3 separate regions of the Homo sapiens genome follow, and regions 2 and 3 are each linked to region 1. Evidence: read pairs that join two places in POLR2A ChIA-PET (ENCODE). Cell type or tissue: OCI-LY7. All regions are shown on one strand. Region 1 overlaps SYNE1 (spectrin repeat containing nuclear envelope protein 1). Region 2 overlaps SYNE1 (spectrin repeat containing nuclear envelope protein 1). Region 3 has its middle 150 kb from the start of ESR1.

Evidence for each region. ChIA-PET counts read pairs that join two places held together with the same protein. Peaks named below come from ENCODE experiments on the same cell type or tissue, not always from the same donor. Only the 100,000 strongest peaks of a DNase experiment are listed, where the experiment ranks them.
Region 2: POLR2A ChIA-PET joins it to region 1 with 5 read pairs; 5 of 35 experiments call an interaction of 5 or more read pairs at or near these places.
Region 3: POLR2A ChIA-PET joins it to region 1 with 9 read pairs; 3 of 35 experiments call an interaction of 5 or more read pairs at or near these places.

The regions. Positions count from the first base shown.
Region 1 is chr6:152,314,224-152,316,723 of GRCh38, reverse strand. All of the region lies in intron 87 of SYNE1 (spectrin repeat containing nuclear envelope protein 1), which reads left to right. Among named protein-coding and RNA genes, the nearest start is that of SYNE1-AS1, 65 kb to the left of the region's middle. In OCI-LY7, no CTCF peak of the experiment used is centred here; a DNase peak (open chromatin) is centred at 1,083.
Region 2 is chr6:152,213,758-152,216,257 of GRCh38, reverse strand. SYNE1 (spectrin repeat containing nuclear envelope protein 1) reads left to right here. Exons shown (of 146, transcript NM_182961.4): 122 at 1,198-1,352; 123 at 2,499-2,500. Among named protein-coding and RNA genes, the nearest start is that of SYNE1-AS1, 170 kb to the left of the region's middle. In OCI-LY7, no CTCF peak of the experiment used is centred here; no DNase peak of the experiment used is centred here.
Region 3 is chr6:151,651,588-151,654,087 of GRCh38, reverse strand. No RefSeq gene overlaps it. Among named protein-coding and RNA genes, the nearest start is that of ESR1, 150 kb to the left of the region's middle. In OCI-LY7, no CTCF peak of the experiment used is centred here; no DNase peak of the experiment used is centred here.

The sequences.
Region 1 (2,500 bases):
AAGGTACCCCTAAGTTGTTCAGTAGTTGGACAGAAAGGAGCTTCTCATGAAATTTCATGAAATTGAATAAATAAATATCCTTGATCTTCCCTAAACCTACCTTACACCAAGACCCAAACCAATCAGCCTTGTAGAACTCATTTTCTGTAGCTTCTTTGAAATAATTATCTGCAGGGATCTGGTGGGAAATTCTTTCCTGTGAAGAGATGCAATGAAGTGTGGAAAGATTCTAGACTCCACACTCAGACTGGTGGGAAAACCAAGCTCCGCCATGCAGGGCTGTGTGATTTGGAGCAGAATGCTTTGCCTCTCTGAATTCTGTCTTCTCATCATTTGTATGAAGACGTAAATAATATTCGTATTTCAGACTTATGAGATCAAGTGGTTTAAGGTACACACGTGCAAACGTCTGCCTGGCACATGCAGGTGCTCAGTGGGAGATCTCCCGCCTCCTCCCTCAGCCCTCACCCAGGCCTGTCATCTGGCCTTCCACAGGAGGTCGGGCAGCCCAGAGCAAGCCATGAGTCCACATCACATGCTGGCTATGTTAGTTCATTTCCTCTGAAGTTACATGAGAAAAATGTTCCTTTTCTGTCAGTCACGTCATCCAGGAAATTATTTCATCCTTTTGTAACTTAAGCTTAAATTAGACACAGATAGTTAATAGGCTAGTTATCATATAATAAAATATAGGGTGACTTTTATAGGAGTTACATGGGTATCGAGTATTCTAGATTTTTGTCTCTTATATTATTTATGTATCCTTGTGGCCTTTAAATGAATCCCTGTTTCCATTCTTGTTTACAGGGTTCTAGATCAAAGCCTCATTTTTCCATTTTTGGAATGCTTTAACAGCTTCTAATTTTTCCCTATATTCACAGTCTTTCTTCTCTGATCAATCTTGCGTATTCTTCCCACAATGTCTTTCTTAAGCAACTCCAATCTTTTGCTTTAAGATATGCTTAGATATGAACAGACAGGACTTAAGTTACCACTGATTTGAAAACAATGAAAAAAAGCCAACATCCTTAGAAGTCTAGAAATGCAAATTTCAGCAAAAAAAGAGAGGAAGAAAGACAAACTTAACTGTCACATTCATACTGTTTCTTTCAAGTTCATATTTAAGGAAGTGAGAGCTCTCAAACATTGCTGGTATCCTGGTAAAATCTCTTTGAAAAATAATTGGCAAAATGTATGGTGATTGTCAAAAATGTTGCTACTCTGGGCCACGTGCGGTGGCTCACACCTGTAATCCCAGCACTTTGGGAGGCCGAGGTGGGTGGATCACAAGGTCAGGAGTTCAAGACCAGCTTGGCCAATATGGTGAAACCCCATCTCTACTAAAAATACAAAAGTTAGCTGGGCATGGTGGTGGGCACCTGTAGTCCCAGCTACTCAGGAATCTGAGGCAGGAGAATCGCTTGAACTCGGGAGGTGGAGGTTGCAGTGAGCCAAGATCATGCCACTGCACTCCAGCCTGGGTGACAGTGAGACTCCATCTCAAAAAAAAAAAAAAAAAAAAAAAAGTTACTACTCTGGCCTGTTGGCTCCTTTTGGACTCCTTTTTATGGCTACAATCCAAAATATAGAAAATATTTTCCACAGTATTAATAACTGTAGTGAAAGTTTAAAGAAAACTTAAATGTGAAATAATTTTTTTCCAAGTAAATATTTGCATATAATAAAATATAATGAAGTCCTTAAGGTTATCATGACTTTTTTTTTCTTTTTTGAGACAGCATTTCGCTCTATCGCCCAGGCTGTAGCTCAGTGGCGTGATCTCAGCTCACTGCAACCTCGTCATCATTGCAGTGAGCCGAGATCACGCCACTGAGCTACAGCCTGGGCAGGTTCAAGTGAATCTTGTCCCTCAGCCTCCTGAATAGCTGGAACTACAGGCACGTGCCATCACACCTGGCTAATTGTTGCATTTTTAGTAGAGATGGGGTTTCGCCATGCTGGCCAGACTGGTCTCAAACTCCTGGCCTCAAGCGATCTACTCGCCTTGGCATCCCCAAATTCTGGGAATACAAGCGTTTGTTTATTTATTCAACAAACATACAGTCCTTTCCCAAACTAGGACTTTGGTTAGGCATTTAGGGTACAAAGGATATTCCCTGTCCCCACCCCAGGGAGTTGATTATTTAGGGGAGGGGACAGATAGAAGGAAACAGTACAATATAGTGTGATTTGTGCAAAGACAGAGGGCCCAGGTGCTGAAGGAGCCCACAGGAGTGTGCTCAACCCAACCGCCCACCAGGGGTTTAAGAGGAAAGTGCAGAAAGGCTTCTCAGGAAAAGGTGATGATGGGCTGAGTCCTGAAAAACATGACAGCCTACTTGTGGAATGTGTTTAGATAAAAATGTATGCTGAAATCCTAGCAGTAAATGTGAGGAGTGTTTTCTGGTGCTGGTACAAGGGATAAGAGATAAGAATAGAGAGATAAGAAAAAGATCCTAAAAGTCTGTTGGGAATTTGGACTTTATCCTGAAGTCACTCT
Region 2 (2,500 bases), 100 kb after region 1:
TGTCATGGCTATTTTGTTCATTGCTGATGTCTACCCATGGACATTATGCCATTTAACAGTTATATTTTGGTTTCAATATTTGAGATTTATTCTTTCTTCAAAAAACATGAGTCTTTTGCAGAACATGCAAAGAGAAGACACACACATAGCCAAAGGTGGCCTGACATTTTTTCTTTCCTGTAACCAATTTCCTAGATGGAGATAAGGATACCCATGGGAAAATCAGAACCGACAACATTGTCCTGTGTTTGAAGGGAGGGAAGAGATCCAAAAGAATAGATTGCTCTTTTGATTGAGTCTCACCAGCTGTGGGGTGGCGGGTCAGAGACCTAAAACTGGAGCTCTTAAAATGTGTGGTCACTTCATAGCTCAAGTGAAATCTTATTTTCTCTAGCAAGAACCCAAGGAGGTTCGTTTACCCTCTTCCATTTACTAGCTGGCTGGCCTGGAGCAATTTACTTAGTTTCTGTGCCTCCCTTTCCTCCCTTGTAAAGAGAGAATAGCAGCATGACTTATCTTATGTGATCGTTTTGAGGATAAAATGAGTTCTTACTTGTAAAGCTCTTGTCAGTGCTTGATTCATAGTAAGTGCTCAATAAACGTTAGCTATCACTGTTATAACTTTTGTTAGTTGTGAATAATAAAGGAGGAAATTAGCATGAACAAATTAAACGTAAATGGTAAGAAGTAAGGTCTTTTACTTATCAGCATAATTTTCATCCTTAATCAGTTCTGTCAAGAATTGCCTATGAGTAAATAAATCAAGTAAATAATATAATACTTGTAATATAATTACATATGAGTAAATCAAGTAAATAGTATATGTAATATAATACACGTAATAAAAATCAAGTAAATAATATAATACGTGTAAATAAAGTAAATAATATATTTGTATGTATAAACCATACAAGTAAATAATATATCAAGTAAATAACAGAATACACGTTAAGTAGTCCATAAAGGATAATGAGTAGCTTGAGTAGCAATAGCAGCAGCAGCAGCAGTTTAGACTGAAAAGTAGATTTGGCTTTTCGCTATTCGTACCTAGAGATTGTAAGTAAGTGGCCTAGAAATGCAGAGGCCACTAGACCGAAGACCAGCTACTTCCTGAAATCAGAAATTCACTGCGCACTTTGAAAAAGTTTTGACTTTTTTGACCATGGTGCTAAACCTACTTTTAAATCTTCCTTCTAGGGACAGATGTTAAAATTCAGCAGCATGGCTCCAGATTTAGACCGTCTAAATGAGCTTGGATATAGGTTACCCTTGAATGATAAGGAAATCAAAAGAATGCAGAATCTGAACCGCCATTGGTCTCTGATCTCCTCTCAGACTACAGAAAGATTCAGGTAGAGTAAACAAGAGATGTCTTGGTTGCTCCAGTTGTCTTAGTCTGGTTTGTGCCGCTATGTCAAAATACTACAGAATGCATAATTTATAAAGAACAGAAATGTTGAACAGTCTCACAGTTCTGGAGACTGGGAAGTCCGCAGTCAAGGTGCTAGCAGATTCAGTTGTCTGGTGAGGGCTGCTCTCTGCTTTCAAGAGGGCAGGTTTTGCTGCATCCTCAGGAGGGGAGAGTTGCTGTGTCCTCACACAGTGGAAGGCAGAAGGACAACAGTGCTGAACGCTGTGTGAATCTTCTTTTAAAAGACCCTTAATCCCATTGACAAAGGAGGAGTCCTCATGGCCTAATCACCGTGTAAAGGCTCTGCCTCAGAATACTACCAACATTCACCACGAAGTTTCATCACCTGAATTATGGAAGGGATACATTCACACCATAGCACCAATGTATCAATAGAATATAAGCTCATGACTTGTGTATGTTTATAAATTCTGATCTTTCCCATAACACTGACAAAATTTGAACTAAAAGTGGGAAATTCAAATTGTAAAGTCGTTTCTCATGTTTAGTGTACTAAATAGCACTTTAATCAGAAAACTCTTTTAAGTGAGAATATATTAAAAGTATATACATAATTTTTATCATTTTAAAAGAGGTACATTTTAAACTTCTACATTTTTTCAACTTTCTTTCTTCTTTTTTTTTTTTTTTTTGAGACGGAGTTTCATTCTTGTCACCCAGGCTGGAGTGCAAAGGCACAATCTCGGCTCACTGCAATGTTGGGTTCAAGCAATTCTCCTGTCTCAGCATCCCAAGTAGCTGGGATTACAGTCACACACCACCACACCCGGCTAATTTTTGTATTTTTAGTAGAGATGGGGTTTCACCATGTTGACCAGGCTGGTCTACAACTCCTGACCTCAGGTGATCTGTCCACCTCAGTCTCCCAAAGTGTTGGGATTACAGGCGTGAGCCACTGCAACTGGCCTCTTTCTTCTTTTTTAAAATAATTTTACCACCTGACATGAAAGCTTTGTGGTGGTTCAATTAGAATTGAGCACAGAGATTATTTAATCTAGTTTTATATGCTAGAGAAGTAAGAATAAGCAGTGAAATAACCATTGTTCCTTGCCCTTTGTTCTTTCAGCA
Region 3 (2,500 bases), 660 kb after region 1:
TCCTAGCACTTTGGGAGGCAGAGGCGGGCAGATCACTTGAGGTCAGGCGTTCGAGACCAGCCTGGCCAACATGGTGACACCCCATCTCTACTAAAAATACAGAAATCAGCCAGGCATGGTGGTGGGCACCTATAATCCCAGCTACATGGGAGGCTGAGATAGGAGAATTGCTTGAACCCAGGAGGTAGAGGTTGCAATGGCACCACTGCACTCCAGCTTGGGTGACAGAGCGAGATTCTGTCTCAAAAAATAATAAAATAATAAAATAAAATAAAAAGCAAAAGCAGAATAAAGTATGTGGTTCTGTTAATAGTATTTTACCGGTGTCAATGTCCATATTTTAATAATGTACTAGAGTTATATAAGATGGTATCATTGTGGGGAGCTGGGTAAAAGTTACATGGCAATTCTGTACTGTTTTTGTAACTTCTTGTGAGTCTAATTTTATTTTAAAATAAAATGTTTAAAAGTATACATGGTAACAGACTTTCTTTGGGGAGGGGAGGTAGTTCTGCTTAGCAGACATACCTCCTTTATGACACCCCTTGATTCCTTCTGGAGAGGAAGAGAATAAAAATTATCCCACTGTGAACAGACAGACTTGAGGGGATTCTAAATCAAGGCGCTTTCGTATTTCCAAGCCAAATGCATCCACAGGGTCTATCACAGACGACTTCAGCAAGAATATTCCTCTCATAGCCAAAGTATAGGGATCGGACTCAAGCTTGTCCAATCAGACCCTCTCTCCAGGGACTTTCTATCTTGATTAGAGATGCAATGAAGGAAAGATGCTCAGAGGCGATTTGTTCCCACCTGGGCAGATAGCTTTTGTTGCCCAAATTCCAGGGTATTTTTAATTGACAAATAAAAATGTATTTATGAATCATGTACAACATGATTTTGGACTACATACACATTGTGAAATGGCTAAATAGAGCTAACTAACATACGCATTATCTCACATACTTATTTTTTTAAGTGAGAACACTTAAAATCTACTCTCTTAGCAACTTTCAAGAATTCAATACAGTCACAATGTTATTAACTACAGTCACCATGTTGTACAATAGATCTCTTGAATTTATTCCTCCTGCCTAACTGAAATTTTGTATGCTTTGACCGATATCTCCTCAACTCCTCCTTCCCCAGCCTCTGGTGACCACCATTCTACTCTCTGTTTGTATAAGCTCAACTTTTTTTAGATTCCACATATAAGTGAGAATTTGCAGTATTTGTCTTTCTGTGCCTGGCTTAATTCACTTAATGTCCTCCAAGTTCATTTTAACCTGGTCTTCCAATTGTTTGTCATTCTATGATTTACCAAGCACCAGTCTGAAATATTCCCTTTTTGTTTGAGTTAGCCAAAGCCAGAAACTAAAAACCATAACTTAATAAATGATGTCTTATCCATCCCCATTCCAAAACAAAGATTTCAGTGAACTTGTCCTAATGTGAACTCCCTTCAAGTTAGGGAACATGGGTGAATAGTTGGAATATTTGTCCCGTCCAAATCTTGTGTTGACATGTCATCCCCAGTGTTGGAGGTGGGGCCTGGTGGGAGGTGTTTGGGTCATGGGGGCGGATCTCTCATGAATGAGTTGGTGTCCTCCTCATGGTAATGATTCAGTTCTCACTCTATTAGTTCATGCAAGAGCTGGTTGCTTAAAGGAGCCTGGCACCTCCTCCCCCACTCTTGCTCCCTCTCATGTGACATGCCTGCTCCCTCTTTGCCTTCTGCCATGAGCAAAAGCTTCCTGAAGCCTCCCCAGAAGCCAAGCAGAAGCTGCTGCCCTGCTTGTATAGGCTGCAGAACTCTGAGCCAAATACACCTCTTTTCTTTATAAACTACCCAGCCTCAGGCATTCCTTCATAGCAATGCAAAACACACAATACAATTGGTCACAGACTCTTATCTCTTAGAGTGAAAGCTCAAATTAAAAAATTTCTCAACTCCGCCAAAATTTAGTAGCAGATTCTTCTTATTTGTTTCTCTTGGGTCTCTATACTGATAACTTTACCAAGAAGTTTTGACTACCAGATCAATTTTGGTAGCCAGACAAGCTTTATGATTATCAGTTTTGCCTCAAGAAAATTCTCTACCAACATTTAAAACTTCTGCTGAAAATTCCCTGGAATTTTACTTAAGCAAATGAAGCATCCTTTTTTTTTTTTTTTTTTTTAACAAATCAGGAAAGTGAATCACAGGTAAGACTATAGACTTTGGAATCAGAAAGACCAGATTTGAAGCCCGTTTTCACGGTGTGCTGGGATTCAGAGCTTGTGCAACTTACCTGATCTCTTTGAGCTTCTCTTTCCTCCTTCGAGGTGATCCAATTAATTCTTGTGGATTATTTGGAGTACAAAATAGGAGTTTCTGTACTGCTCCTGAAACTGTCAGCACAGAGCAGACACTTATCAAACCCTTGACTATGCATCAGACAGAAGAAGGACAAGGAGGAAAAAAAGGAGAAGGAGACAGAGAAAAGAAGGAAGAAGAAGA